Linked DNA regions of Homo sapiens: all the other regions are linked to region 2. Evidence: read pairs that join two places in POLR2A ChIA-PET (ENCODE). Cell type or tissue: Caco-2. All regions are shown on one strand.

Region 1 (5,000 bases), 250 kb before region 2:
GAAAGCCAGAAAATAATAGAACAAAGGCCTCAAAATTCTGGAGGAAAATCATTTTCAACATAGAAGTCTATGCCTATTCAAGCTGTCAGTGAAGTGTGAGGATAGAAGAAAGACATTTTCAGACATGCAAGGCCTCAAATACTCACTTGCAGGCAGTCTTTTTCAGGAAGCTACTAGAAAATGTGCTCCACCAAAATAAAAATGTTTTAAAAAAGAAGAAATCAAGAAAGAAGAAAACATGGGATCCAGGTAGTCGGGGATGAACACACAGAAAGGAGGCAACTGAATTCCCACGGCATGGTCATAGGGATGTTGGGGACTGTAGCTTTGCAGGCCTAGGGAAAGGCCAATACAGATCTGAGCAACACACAGGGCTCAGGAACAACACACAGGAAGGAAGGAGAAAGAAAAGAGCAGGCGGGAGGAATAGACAGAATACTCAAGACAGGTCAGTGTATTGAGAGATTTTTCAGTGCTGTCGGAGTCTGGGGATTAATCAGTAATAGCCACTGAGCAGTAAACTAAGCAAACAAAACATGGGATGATTTTCAACTCCCAAAAGGAACAAAAATATGAATGAGAAAGGAAACATAAGTGAAGTACACCATGTGGTTCAGCAATCATGATAATGTGAACTCTGAAATTGGTTTAAAGGGTAATTTAACAGTGTTGAGAGGATGGTGCAGAGACAGGACTGACGGCGAGGTGTGTGAGAAAGCTAAATCTGCAAGTGTCATCACAAAAACTCAATAGTTAACACTTAAAACAGAAAAAAAAGAAAGAACAATAAAAGCGTGTTTAAAAAAAATGTGGATGTAAGTACTAGATTAAACACTTAATAGAGTTGAAAGTGGATGTGATGGTTAGTTTTATGAAGCAACTTGGCTGGGCCACGGTGCCCAGCTACCTGGTCAAACATTATTCTGGATGATTTTGTGAGGGTGCTTTTAAAATGAGATTAACATTTAAATTGGTGAACTTTGAGTAAAGCAGACTGCCTTCCATAATGTGGGTGGGCCTCATCCAATCTCTTGAAAGTCTCAGAGAACAAAGACTGACTTCCCCTAAGCAAGAAGGAATTCTGCCAACAGGCAGCCTCTGGTTTCGAGGGGCAACACGGGCTCTTTCCTGGGTCTCCAGCCTGCCCACCTACCATACAGATTGTGGACTTGCCAGCCTCCATAATCACATTAGCCAATTCCTTAAAATAGATACCTCTCTCTCCCTTGCCTTCTGTATACACACACACACACCCACTTGGTTGTTTCTCCAAGGCACCAGGTAGAAGATTTCAGGGTTTTGTTATGAACCTGGTTATAGTTTTCGATCTTCTAGACTATGTGTATTTGTTACCTTGCAGGAAAAAGATTGAATTTAAAAGACAACAAAAAAGAAAAAGATGATATGCTTTATAACCAAGTGGCCTTGGTTTAAATTCCATCCCTGCCTTTACTGGCTGTGACCCTCACATCTCTCTGAGCCTCAGTCTCCCCATGTGTCAGATGGGTCCTGGTGGGTCAGCAGGAGAGCTGAATAAACCGATGAATGTAGAATAAGGCTGGTGCAGAGTCGGTGCTGAATAACGGGTAAGTGTTTTCATGAGAAGATGCCTTTGCTTTCATCAGCTCTCCCTGGCAGGGGGCTCAGTGTTACTTTGATTTCGTCAGGATTATTGTTCCAATAAAATACACTGGCAGAAAAACTCATTCTCCTGGAAAGGAGTATGTGCCCTTTTAATATTTTATCCCTGATGTGCTTTATATGACAAATACAGTTCAGCGTTGTAATTAAAACTCCTTCCAGTGAAGCCGCCTTAGTCCACGAAGGGAGGTCAATTCCACCCCGTCCTTCTGCATCGATCTGCTGTGCCGGCCGCTTGCGCTGGGCTGCTGCCGTGGGCTCAGTGATTTCCTGCCCATCACTTGCTGTGCACAAATGAAATCATTTCAAATGACCTAATGTGCACCTCTGCCACTCAGAAAACTGAATGAAGAGGCAAAGAAGCAGCATCATGAGAGGTGCTGAGAGAACTGGTGCTCGTCGTGGCTGCATTTCTTGGGTGACTGAGTCGAAGAAAATATGAGGTTAGAAGGGCAATTGCAACCAAGGGATGGTGTTGTGCTGCTGTCAGGAAAACCTGTCTGCATTCCCTGGAGATGATGTTTGGTTTGCTTGTGAAGTTATCGGATTCTACCTTAAGAGTGGTCTTAATCTGGGGCATGTACTTCAGAAAGGTCTGCAAACTCTCTGAAATTGTCTGACTTGAGTGTGCAGTTATCTGGGAAGCAGTCTGCGTCTTCATTAGATTTTCAGAAGAACTTCTACCCTTTAAAATATGGAAAGGGCTGACAGCTTCTTGTCTGGGTTATCCTAGTATATAAGTATCTGGAGCTGAGATGTCAGTGCTTGGAATGGCCATGAGTTCTGGTCAATCCAATCTCCTAGAAGCCCAAGGCAGAAGGTGTCAGCCAGCCTCCTTTTGGTTTCTCTGGACTCCAACCACTCCATACTCTGTACGCTGGCTGTTCAGAACCATTGCATTATATTTGTAATTTCCATACTGCAAAACATGTCCTCAGGCCTTTAAGCATTTGTATATCCTGTTTCCACTGTCTGGTGTTCCCTCTCATCCATTGTGGACTTGAGAAAAATCTACTTACCCTTCAACACTCAGCCCAAGCTTCTCCTGTGCTGTGAACCCTCCTTGACCTCCACTCCAACCTCCATCTCCGCCAATAATCCCTGGCTGTTTTAACTCCATCCTTGTTTCTTTTCAGTTCCCAGGGCACCATGGCACACATCCTTTCATTAAAGCATCAAGCATATTGGTTGTTTTCTTTTCTGTCCTTTTCATTAAAATAAGAAGTCTGTAAGGGGAGATCTTTTTGTCTTTTTCATCTCTGAAAACAGTGAGAAATCCTATGCATCTCTCACTCTAGCTACTCAGAACTACTTATGATTCGCCAAATGCAATAAGCTCTCCATGCCTCCTTGCCCCTTTCTGTGCTGTTTGCCCTGAGCTGAACACTATACCTGGTACATAGAATGTGCTCAATTAAAGTGTTTGGAATGTTGGTTGTTAAAAGGATGGTTTGTTTCCTGAACTGTACAAAACCCTCCTAATCTCATTTCCTTGTCGTCCTTCTCAAAAGTGTTCTGAATGAGACATGACTTTTCAAAAGACAGTACATTAATTCCTGAAGTACTCTCTGTTGTTCATGATGGGAGACAGGAAGAGGTAGAAGGATTATAGAGACAAACCTCTCCAGCCCTCTTGCGGCAGCAGAGAAAGCAAGAATGAAAACAGGAGAATTAGCCTCTCGGGGAAATGTCCTTTAAAAGAAACAGCAAAGCAAATCAGACCAGATAGATTCCTGGATGTTTTGTTTTTTCCTGATGCAATTGGACAAAACAGCAGGTTTCTATCCTTGCTTCACTCACTGCACTGGGTCTTTATTTATTGCTGGCTTCCTGGGCATGTTTCTCTCTCCTCAAAAAAGAGATTTGCTGGAGGCTGGCTGCTTTCCCATTAAGGTCACCAGAGAGCAGTTGAACACTGGGAAATAGTAACTTCAGCAAAATGTCGGGGAAGATTTAGTGAAAATGAACTCCACATCGTGCCCCTCCGTAAGGAGCAGAGCTGGCCAAGACCACACGTGGTGTCGGGTGCTGGATCGCAAAGGCAAGGGCAGGCTGCACCAGTCCTGGAAGATCAAGTCCTCTGGTCAAGAAATAGGCTCCTGGGAGCCTCACCAAGTGAGAGAGGCCTGCGGCAGTGACAGTCCATCTTGTGACCATCCCTATAACCAGCTCCCCAGCAACAGCAGGAGCCCCAGCCATTTCTGTTTGCACCCCAGAAATTACTCACAAAACCCAACTGTGATTTATTCAGTGATGGAACAGGAGCAATGGCAATTTGCAACGTGGAGCCTAATCTGAAATAGACTCAGCTCTGCATAAGCAATTCCTCTGAAATATACTTTCCCTTTGTCTGGAAAGCCAGACCTTCCACCTCAGAACCTTCCATTTTCAAAGGGACTTTTAAATCCTTACGCCGGGAATATCCATGTGTCACAGAGGTCTTAGGCCACAGATAGACTAGACTACCCCTCTGGACAGTTCATCCCTAAGGTAGACATCCAGAAAAGGAATTTAAATTTAAAGGACCAGGAGAAATCTAAGTTCCTGCTAAGGTGCCCAGAAATCAAGCTGGTAACCGAATTTTCCCGCCACATATATGGCTCCACATGGTACATCCAAATGCATAGATTCATATTAGATAAATCCAAGCCAATTCCCTCCTTCATATTTAGGAAGAAGTTGTGACACACAACTCACTGTCTCTTGGCCAGCCTATCACACAGCTCCCTGAGTGTTTCCCCAGCAGCAAGTAATTGACCAGGTAATTGATGCCTCTTCTTCCTGTGGGACTGAATGAGACTAGATGTGTGAGCTGGAGCAAGTCCCTCTCTGGACGTCATTTTCCTCCTCCACACAGTAAGTGGCACTTGTGGTTCCCAAGGGCACTTTCAACCCACTGACATTGTGAGTATTGCCTATCTGACTAGGAGAAAATTTAGGTTTCCAACAACTTTCTTCCTTCTAGGTTTTAATAAAATAATGACTTTATTGGTTTTATTAAAATGATACAAATAAATTCATATAAATAGAAGAGTAACCAAAGCAAGTTTTAAAAAAAAAATTTTAAATATCATTATCTAGAAGTAACCACAATTAATATGAAACATCATTCTATATGTCTCCTTATGCATATATCCAGATGCAAAGGTGGATAGATGGATAGAGCTAATTTTTAAAAAACTGGATAATAGTCTATATGTTATTTTTGGCAAATATATCAAATTTAATATTATTTTGAGCTTAATATGAAAAAGAAATTGAAGTAAAACTGAAAATATTCTATCACAAGAAAGAGGTAGTGACAGACGTAGTGGCAAAATTTGTTCACAAATTCATTACCACTCCTTCAACTGAGAGGT
Region 2 (5,000 bases):
GGGTTTCACCATGTTAGTCAGGCTGTTCTTGAACTCCTGAGCTCAAGTGATTGTGCTGCCTTGGCCTCCCAAAGTGCTGGGATTATAGGCATGAGCCACTGCATCCAGCCTCTACTATATATATATATATATATATATATATTTTTTTTTTTTTTTTAATTTCAGTTAGTTTTCACAAACGACAGAGCTCCAAGGTCATAATGTATTTCAGCCTTGTCTCTGAGAGTAGCAAAAGTAGTTCACACATATTGAAACAAAGCTATTCACAGCAGTTTAAATTATTTTAAAAAAACTTTAATTTTGAACAATTTTAAACCTACAGAAAAGATGAAAGGATAGTATAATAAACACCCACATACTTTTCACTTGGATTTATCCAGTTGCTAGTATTGTGCTATATTTGTGTTATATATATATATATGCTTATCATCTATTATCTATCTTCCTATTTATGCATGTCTTTTTTTCTTGCTGAAACCATTGAAAGTAAGTCCTAAACATCATAACGCTTCATCCTTAAAACACTCCAGCACGTATCTTTGAAGACCACAATACCTTTATCTTACCCATGAAATAAAAAATTGATGCAATATTATGTAAATCTGTAATACCCAAGTGTGTCCCCAAAATGTCCTATTGCTGTTCTAACTTAATATTTTCCCCTTAGCTATGACTTGCTCACCTCCCTTCCTCCTTGGTTTTCTCGGTACTGCCAGGAAAGGTGGGGCCAGTGAGAGTCAGCGTACTTTGGCACCACTCTCATCCCCTCTCAATTCCACAGCCTCAGCGGTTACCCAGTTTCTGCTTGAGAAGTTGCTCAATCTAGTGTTAGTTGTGGCTTGAATGAGTCCTCAGTCTTTCTTCAAATCACTAGTTTTTTAACTCAGGTATTTTTATCCCAGATATCAGTGTCTACTGGTTTAAATTTCGTTCTTTTTTTTTTTTTGAGATGGAGTCTTGCTCTGTTGCCCAGGCTTGCTCTGTTGCCCAGGAGTGCAATGGCGTGATCTTGGCTCACTGCAACCTCCACCTCCTGGACTCAAGCAATTCTCCTGCCTCAGTCTCCCAAGTAACTGGGATTACAGGCAGGTGCCACCACTCCCAGCTAATAATTTCCTTCTCTTATAAGCTTAGTTAACTTGTTTAGAAAACCTTGGGAACCTGAAGAAAACCCCAGGAACCTGGGCTACTCTAGCAAAAACTGATAGAAGCACCCATAGATTATGTTTTTGGCCTCATCAAATGTTTATATGTTTTCAATTTACTGTGCCAAACCACTTGAAGTCAAGATGTGAGTGGACAGTGAATTGATACCTCTCTACTATAAAAAGTCACAACATTTTGGGGTTCCTGCTCTAAGGATGATCTGAGAACCATCCTAGAAATCTTGCAGCATTTATCTCTGCTTGCATTTCATAAAAATTCCCCCAAATTACTTTAGGAGCTAGGACTTTGAGCCAATTTCACTTCTGATACCAGTCTGTATAGATGTAAAAAAGTAATGATGGCCTGGGCATGGTGGCTCACCTGTAATCCTAGCACTTTGAAAGGCCAAGGCTGGCCAATCACTTTGAGCTCAGGAGTTGGAGAACAGCCTGGGCAACATGGCAAAACCCGGTCTCTACAAAAACTGAAAAAATGAGCCGGATGTGGTGGCTTGCACCTGTAGTCTCAGCTACTTGGGAGGCTGAGGCTGGAGGATCGCTTGAGCTGGGAAGTAGAAGTTGCAATGAGCCAAGATTGTCCCACTGCACTCCAGCCTGGGCGACAGAGCGAGACCATTTCTTAAAAAAAAAAAAAAAAAAGCAATGATGGTATGATTAACTAAAAGACACCAACAGAGCCAAGCCAACAATACAAGTTTCTTTAATGTAGGTAAACACACAAGAATTTTAACAGCTTGAAAACATAGAGGACACAGCCGCATACTCAGATAGAGAGGTCAGCTTCCCTGCTCTGCAGGTTCCCCCCTGAGGTCAGATGACTTTTGCTGAATTTACCTGATGAGGGTTGAGATACCATCAGATCTTTCAAGAAGCTCTCTTGCCATTCTCTTAGAGTTTTTTTTAAAGCCTTGGTTCCCCTCTAGCACTGGAAATGGTAGCTATGTGTCTGCCTGCTCACTAAGTGCAAGTAATTGGTGATAACTCCAGCCCATTGCTGAATGTGAACTTGAGAAAAGAAGGCTGATTTTTCAGGCGTACCATCCCTCTTAAAACCCTAAGTTTTAAGTTGGTCAGAGGATAACCTTTGCAATGTAGACACTAGAATTTGTTCAAAAAGGGTGAATAGGATCTTTTTTAAAAAATGTAATATATAAAAACCTTTTAAATTATTAGATTGTCTCATTTTAAATGTTTTCCCCATTTTGTGGTTTTTAAAAATTATGGTAAAATATACGTAACGTAAAATTTACCATTTTCTACATTTTTAGGTGTACAGTTCACTGGCATTAAATACATTCATATTGTTGTGCAACCATCAGCACCATCCATCCAAAGAACTTTCATCGTCTCTAATTAAAACTCTTCTCTACCTGTTAAACAACTCCTCATTTCCCATTTCCCCAGCCCCTGGCAACTCTCATTCCATTTTCTATCTCTATGAGTTTGTCTACCCTATGTACCTTACATAAATGCAAATAACCTCTTAGTTAACGTGAAAATTAGTAAAAAGAGATGTGACTATATAGAAAAAACATGTAATTGTGTTTTTATGTGCAAATGCGACGACAGTGTGTGTGTGTGTGTATATATATATATATGCTATTTTGCAACTTCCTTCACTTAGCAATATAGTATTGTTATTTGTTATCTAATGCTGCATAACAAATTGCTCCAAACCTTGGTGGCTTAAAACAACATTTATTATCTCACAGTTTCTATGGATCAGGAATCTGGATGTGGCTTTGTTGGGGCTCCTGTTTCAGGATCTCTCAAAAGGCTGCAAGTCAAAATGTTGCCCAGCAGGAGGATTGCTTGAGCCCAGGAATTTAAGGCTGCAGTGAACTATGATCACACCACTGCATTCCAGCTTGGGTGATAGAGTGAAAGCCCAGCTCAAAAAAAAAAAAAACAGGCCGGTGGCTCACGCCTGTAATTCCAACACTTTGGGGAGGCTGAGGTGGGCAGATCACTTGAGGCCAGGATTTCGAGACCACCCTGGCCAACATGGAGAAACCCTGTCTCTACTAAAAATACAAAAATTAGGCCAGGCACGGTAGCTTATGCCTGTAATCTCAGCACTTTGGGAGGCTGAGGTGGGTGGATCACTTGAGGTCAGGAGTTTGAGATCAGCCTGGCCAACATGGTGAAACCCCGTCTCTACTAAAAATACAAATATTAGCAGGACGTGGTGGCATACACCTGGAATCCCAGCTACTCGGGAGGCTGAGGCATGAGAATCACTTGAACCTGGGAGGTGGAGGTTGCAGTGAGCTGAGATCGCACCACTGCACTCCAGCCTGGGCGACAGAGCGGGACTCAGTCTCAAAAAAAATAAATAAATAAAATAAAAATAAAAATTAGCCAGGCATGGTGGCAGGTGCCTGTAATCCCAGCTATTCAGGAGGCTGAGGCAGGAGAATCGCTTGAAACCCAGGAGGCGTACATTGCAGTGAGCAGAGATTGTGCCACTTTACTCCAGCCTGGGTGACAGAGTGAAACTGTCTCAAAAAAAAAAAAAAAAAAAAGAAAAGAAAAGAAAAGGAAAGGAAAAGAAAAAGTGTCGCCTGGGACTGCAGTAGACTCAGGCTTGCTCATGTTGTTGGCAGAATTCACCTTCTCCCAGGCCATTGGACCACGGAGTGCAGTTTTGCTCTGGCTGTCTGCTGGAGGCCACCCTCAGTTCCTTGCCACATGGACTTCTCCATAGGGCAGTTCACAACATGGCAGCTTGCTTCATCAGAAGGAACACAAGAGTCAGAGAGTGAGAGTAGAGTGAAAGTCAGTCTCTTATCATCTAATCTCAGAAGTGACTCTCTATCACTTTTGCCATATTCTACTTGTTAGACGCAAGTCACTAGGTCCAGCCCACACACACAAAAGATGATACAACGGTGTTAATATCGGAGGCAGGAATTGGGAGCCACTGTAGAAACTGCCTACCACAAATATCTTTCTGTTACCAGCATATATCTCAACTTCATCCTTTTTTTTTTTTTTTTGGTAATAGTTACTCTTTTTTTTTTTTTTTTTTTTTTTTTGAGAGAGGGTCTCTGCAGTACAGCGGCACACTCACAGCTCACTGCAGCCCCAACCTGCCAGGCTTAAGTGATCCTCCTAGCTCAGCTTCCCAAGTAAGTGAGACTACCGGCACATGCCACCAGGCCTGGCTAATATTTCTATTTTTTGTAGAGACAGGATCTCGCCATGTTGCCCAGGCTGTTCTTGAACTCCTGGACTCAAGCAATCCACCTGCCTTGGCCTCCCATAGTATTGTGATTACAGGTGTGAGCAACTATGCCCAGCCTACTCTATTTTGAGATAAATGTCTGCAACTTAAAAAATTTGTATAAAGATGAATATACCTCTGCATCATGGAGAAGACTGCAGAGAGCCTACTATCCTTAACCTCTTCCTTGAAGGATAAACATAAATTCATCAAGAAACAAAGTGGGGAAGGTATTCCAAGGAAAGAAAAAAGCACATGAAAATGGGTAAAAAATGGAAGGATGCATCATGGTGGGTGTAGAGAAACAGGAAATTTTTTCTTTTCTTTTTCTTTTTTTAGATGTGGATTCTTGCTCTGTTGCCCATGCTGGAGTGCAGTGGCATGATCATAGCTCGCTGCAGCCTTGATCTCCTGGGCTGAAGCTGGCCTCCTGCCTCAGCCTCCTGAGTAGCTGGGACTACAGGCACGTGCCCACATCCAGATAACTTTATTTTTTTGTAGAGACGGGATCTTGCTACGTTGCCCAGGCTAGCTTTAAACTCCTGACCTCAAGTGATCTGCCTGCCTTGGCCTCCCAAAGTGTTGAGATTACAGGTGTGTAAATCTCT
Region 3 (5,000 bases), 420 kb before region 2:
GAACAAAACACTCTTCTGGATCCCCTGATGAGCTGCACAATTTCAGTGTTTATTTTCTGTCCCAAGAAACAATGTAACCATGCTTCCCTCTGGCGGTGCAAGGATCATGAGTTCAAATCTTGGCTTTATTATTTCTGTTTGGGTGACAATGGGTAAGTCACCTAACCTCAAACCTTCGTTTGTTTATTTACATATGGGGGATGACCATAAGTGTTGTGGTGAGGATGAAACATGGCAAAGCAGGTTGTGCCCTTGGCAGCTAGCAGGAGCTCAATAAGTAATGACCAGCGCATCCCAGTAAATGGGGATCAGAAAGGAGATGGAAGGGAGGGAGCTGAGTGCCAGCATAGGAATGTGGCTCATGGGAAAAAGAGGAGGAAGGGTTGTTGATGGGGCCTCCCCTGTGGCAGAAACCTCCTAGAGGACATTCCCCACGGGCTTGAAGAGAGGCCTGACTCTTTGATATTTAAGGAAAGAGTGGGGATGTCTGGAAATTCTGCCCAGTGGCTTATCACTGTGGGGTTTCGGCCTCTGCTGTGGAGACCACACTCCCGGAGAATGGGTAGCTCTGTTCTGTGAAAGCATGAGAGCCAAGAACTTCTCCATGGGAGAAGCTGAGAATTACAGGATTCTAGAGATGGTTTAATACTGAGGAAAATGCAGCCCAGAGATGGAAAGTCACTTTTTCAAGGTCACACAGAAAACACATGGCATAGCCAAGACAAGAAATAAAAAATGAATAATAATGTCCAACAACCAGTCAGAACAGATGACCTGGACTGAAGGGGAAGGTCAGGCCTGGGAGTGGTACAGAAGTGACACATGGGCTAAGCCAGCAGGAAGGGCACCAGAGGAATAGGGCTCAGCAAGCTGCTCTGTGACAGTGCTGTCCTGGGTGGCTGTGTACTCTGTTTCATTTACTACATATAATAACAATAGGACTAGAAGCCATTATTAATCCCCATCTTGCTGATGTCAAACCTGAGGCACAGTTTAGATAATGTCCCAAGGTTTTAAAGCTAGAAAGTAAGGAAGCTAGAATGCAATTCAGGTTGGGTTGACAATAAAGCCTGCACTCCTTCTGCACAACTCTGCTCATTTCCAAGCCAGAGGCTATTCTACCATTTAAGGCCTCCCTTCCTCCCTGCATACCCTCAGTCCAGGCTCTCTGGAAGTATATGGAACACTTCATCACCCCTAAAACACACACACACACAAATGCATGCCCACGCACATACACATGCATGCACACACACACTCTATCCTAGTCCAAAAACAACACACATGCACACACACACACGCATACTCTAAACTAGTAGGGACCTGGTAAGGCAGGAAGATGGCCGAATCCATTAGCATTACCAAGCACAGCACATATTTATGGCCCCAGTTACAGCCTTTGTCTCCTGCCACAGTGAAGGAGAGGGAATAGCGACAGGAATAGTTGTGTGCGGTGGGGTCTGAGTCCTCTGTAGCAATAACTACAAGATTAGAGATGTTAGCAAACCCGGGTGACGGCAGCTCTATTATAATGATAAATCTACAGCTTTATTTAGAAATAATGAGACTGGGGGCAGAAGATGCTAGGAGGGAAGAGCATGGTGATCTTAGCCAATTGAAGCTCTGGTTGGAGAGACAGTGGCAAACCTCTGGGAATGCCCAGGAGACTATCAGGGGCCCTTGGGCAAGCCAGGCAGAAGGAGAGATGGGGGAAACAGCAGGGCAGTGCTTCCCAGGGCTGGAATGGGTGCAGTGAACTCCCAAAATTTCCATCCTAGGCCTGAGTTTCTTAATTCCATGCAATGCACGAGGCCTCCGACTGCCCTGCAGGCCCGGTTTGCTCTGGCTCTCCAGCCAGTGGGGCATGTTAGCTGCTGTGCTGCCCAGACTTCCCTCTGGAACAATCTGGGCTGGGGAGGTGAGTGTCCCTTGAGGCTTAAGATTTGCAATTAACAAAGAGCTAGACTCCTCGGATGTGTACCTCCCCTCCACTAGCCTTGAGCTCAGGGTTCTGTGGCTGTGAGAAAACAATGCAAATGTTTCAGGCTTTGGTACTTCAAGTCAAGCACCAGGGTGGGGGTGGGAACAAGGGACCTGCCTGGTGCCACCTGCCAGGGCCGAATCCGACTCTCCTGCACAAACTCAAGGAGCAACACAGGCAGCATTCACATCACTTTGGTGAGCACAGAGCAACCTCCAAGTCCCCTTTCTCACGGTGCCTTTCCTTCTGCTCAGCATGCGGGTCACAGGCTCTCTGCTTTGGTCCAGACTACCTGATCGGGCTGGTTACCCCAGACACAAACCATCCCATTCACCTCTGAACACATGCACAGGCTGGGTCTCTCCCCACCAAGCCTGGCTCTAAGCCATTTTCTAAATACTACTTGAGCTGCTTCTCCTCCAAGAAGCCTTCCCAGGTTAACCCCATTCAATTCCAACTGCTTCTTTAATAGTCTTTTCCTTGGGTACCCATATATAGTTTTAATTGAATTAAGTAAGCCACTGGTCATTTAACAAGAAAGTACTGGGTTCTTACACTCAGCCCTGAGGGAAAATACAAGAGAAAGTCAAATGTGGGTCACAAGCCATTCCTGAGCCATTGGGAGGACTTTACAAGATAGAATATGACTCAGGATATAACTCGGGGATACAGAGAACACACGGGAGAGGCAGCTGCTGTGAGACCAGGAGGCCACATGGAGGATGACGGCAGGTAGGCTCTGAAAGGTGGATTGGTTTGCACCAGGCAGAGAGGTGGGAACAGATCTGCCTGACATGGAGAACCTTGTTGGCAAAGGCAAGAGGCAGAAATGTCAGGTGTTTTTCAGAAGCTGCCAGATTCCTGAGCTCAGGTCCAAAGGGCAGCTCTGGGAATGGAATCAGACACATGGGAGAGATGGGAGCTGGCTGTTGGCTGCGCTCATCTCATCAGTACTGTCCCCCATTGTGCTGGTATGGGAATTCATATATGCTTAGTGCTCTGTCATTCCTGGTGACTGTGATGACTTGGGTCTCCTTGGCCCCCAAATAATTAAAATTTGACAGCACCACATATAGGTACAAGCATCAGCCTTCTCGCACCTCTTCCCCCTCTTTTGCTTGAGTCCTTACCTGGCAGGGTGATGAGCCTGCTCCTGAGAACTCTACCTGCTGGTGGGGCTGTGGGTTGGAGGGTGGCAGGGGACTCACTTGAGAAGGAACATCCAGCTCAGACAGACGGTAAGACAGGCTGTCTGAGCATGGGTGGGGCTCTGCAGCTTGGGAAACTCCTGCACCTGGACTCCCTCTGCAACTGGCTGGAATGCTCCCCCTTCCTCTTGTCCTGTCGAGTTATTTATAACTGTCCTTCCCCACCTGATTTAGTTCTCCTCATCAAGGAGACCTTCACCAGCTGTCCTAACTCTAAGGATCCTGCAACCATACCCAGAGGATCGTATTTGCTGCTTTGCACTACCAGCTACTGCATGGACTTTTCCTGTCTCTGTAATTACATGACAAGTTTCTGTGGGTCAAAGAAGCTGTTTTCTACCCCAGCCCCACCCTCAACCCCATGCCTGGCACAGTGTTCTTAGGAGGAGGAGATGGAGGAGGGCTATAATGATACTAGTTGAGGATGATGAGGATGATGGTGATTTGTCCTATGCTCTTTGGTTGATCTGCCCTTTTCAGAAGCCAGGTGGGGGAAGTGGGGATGGGACAAGGGCAGGACAGCCACGGGGTTCTTGGATATGGAAAGGTGCATCCAGGTGAGGAGTGTGCTTGGGCACAGACTGCCTGCCCCAGGCATGAGGCTTCCATTCATGCCTGGAGCCAAAGACACCAGATGGTGGGCTCTGGCAAGGAGCAAAGGAGGCTCCTAGAAGGGCTGGGCTGAGCTCTGCTTCCTGCAGCCCCTGGCCCTCACCCCTCTCCCTGGGTGGCAACCTCACTGTGAGGAGGACTGAGCTGCTTTTCTCTACCTGTCCAGTTACCATAATGAAGCCACAGCCTAAGGAGACCACAGGGAAGAGCTGCACCAAATGTAAACTTCAGAGTGATTTATGGAGTGGAGCGCTCGGGCCTGGGGCTGCCACAGAGCTGCTGTTCCAATCCGCCCTGTCTGCTCGCCCCGTCTGCCTGCTGGCCAGCCGGCTACTTATGTTCTTCTTAGGGATGACATTTCAGGAAAGCAAAGGTGGGGGAGGTACTGAGCCATTGGGCTGGACTGGTCAAAGTCAGCACAAGCTATGAGAATGGCGTGTCCCCCAGACCCTTCCTGGGGTGTAAGCAGAGCCCACTAAGCTTTCTCTCTTTGAACAAAACAAGATTTATGCCCTTTGCACACCAGAGCAGGGCTGATTTTCCCAGCCCCTCTCTTCACAGGCTCAACACAGAGATATTGAGTATTGACTATCCAAGCGGGAGTCTGCAGACAGAGTGGGGTTGCCCCTCCTCAGAGATATAGTGGAGGAAATATCCAGGTTGCCCCTCAACCTGTTAGCACTCAAGAGAGCAGATGCAAGGCCACTGGAGCTTGGAGGGAATGCCCCCACTGAGCTCTCAGCTGCCTGGGGGTGCTTAGAGAGAGGACACTAGCTATACCTGCAGGATGCAGCTACACAGCTTCCTCAACCCAGGGGACTGGAGCGAAGGGCTATGCCAGACCGAAGGGCTCCAGATGTGTCCTCTCCAGTTCTCTGTGCCAAACCTGTGCTCCCTTCTCTTAAAAGCCAACTTGAGCCCCAGCTCCTTGAAACCTTCCCTGATTAATTCCAGCTGGTTGCAAACAGCCCAGCACCCACCTCCTGTGTAGGTGTTAGTCAGGTCTCCTTTTGGGCTGGCCTCCCCCATCTCCCATACCTGACTGGGAAAACAATGCCCAAGCAAAGGGACTCTGCTGTGTGTCGTCATTCGTGCTGTTCATTACATATGTCCAGCTCTCCTTCTGGGCACTCGGTAGGATTACTTTGCCCCTTCTCCCTTGATATTAGGAGTTACCGCGTGTCTTGTTCTAATGGGAG

Evidence for each region. ChIA-PET counts read pairs that join two places held together with the same protein. Peaks named below come from ENCODE experiments on the same cell type or tissue, not always from the same donor. Only the 100,000 strongest peaks of a DNase experiment are listed, where the experiment ranks them.
Region 1: POLR2A ChIA-PET joins it to region 2 with 5 read pairs; 3 of 35 experiments call an interaction of 5 or more read pairs at or near these places.
Region 3: POLR2A ChIA-PET joins it to region 2 with 5 read pairs; 2 of 35 experiments call an interaction of 5 or more read pairs at or near these places.

What each region holds. Positions count from the first base shown.
Region 1 is chr1:114,296,262-114,301,261 of GRCh38, forward strand. No RefSeq gene overlaps it. Among named protein-coding and RNA genes, the nearest start is that of SYT6, 140 kb to the left of the region's middle. In Caco-2, no CTCF peak of the experiment used is centred here; no DNase peak of the experiment used is centred here.
Region 2 is chr1:114,548,568-114,553,567 of GRCh38, forward strand. No RefSeq gene overlaps it. Among named protein-coding and RNA genes, the nearest start is that of BCAS2, 31 kb to the right of the region's middle. In Caco-2, no CTCF peak of the experiment used is centred here; a DNase peak (open chromatin) is centred at 2,994.
Region 3 is chr1:114,131,903-114,136,902 of GRCh38, forward strand. All of the region lies in intron 3 of SYT6 (synaptotagmin 6), which reads right to left. Among named protein-coding and RNA genes, the nearest start is that of SYT6, 19 kb to the right of the region's middle. In Caco-2, no CTCF peak of the experiment used is centred here; no DNase peak of the experiment used is centred here.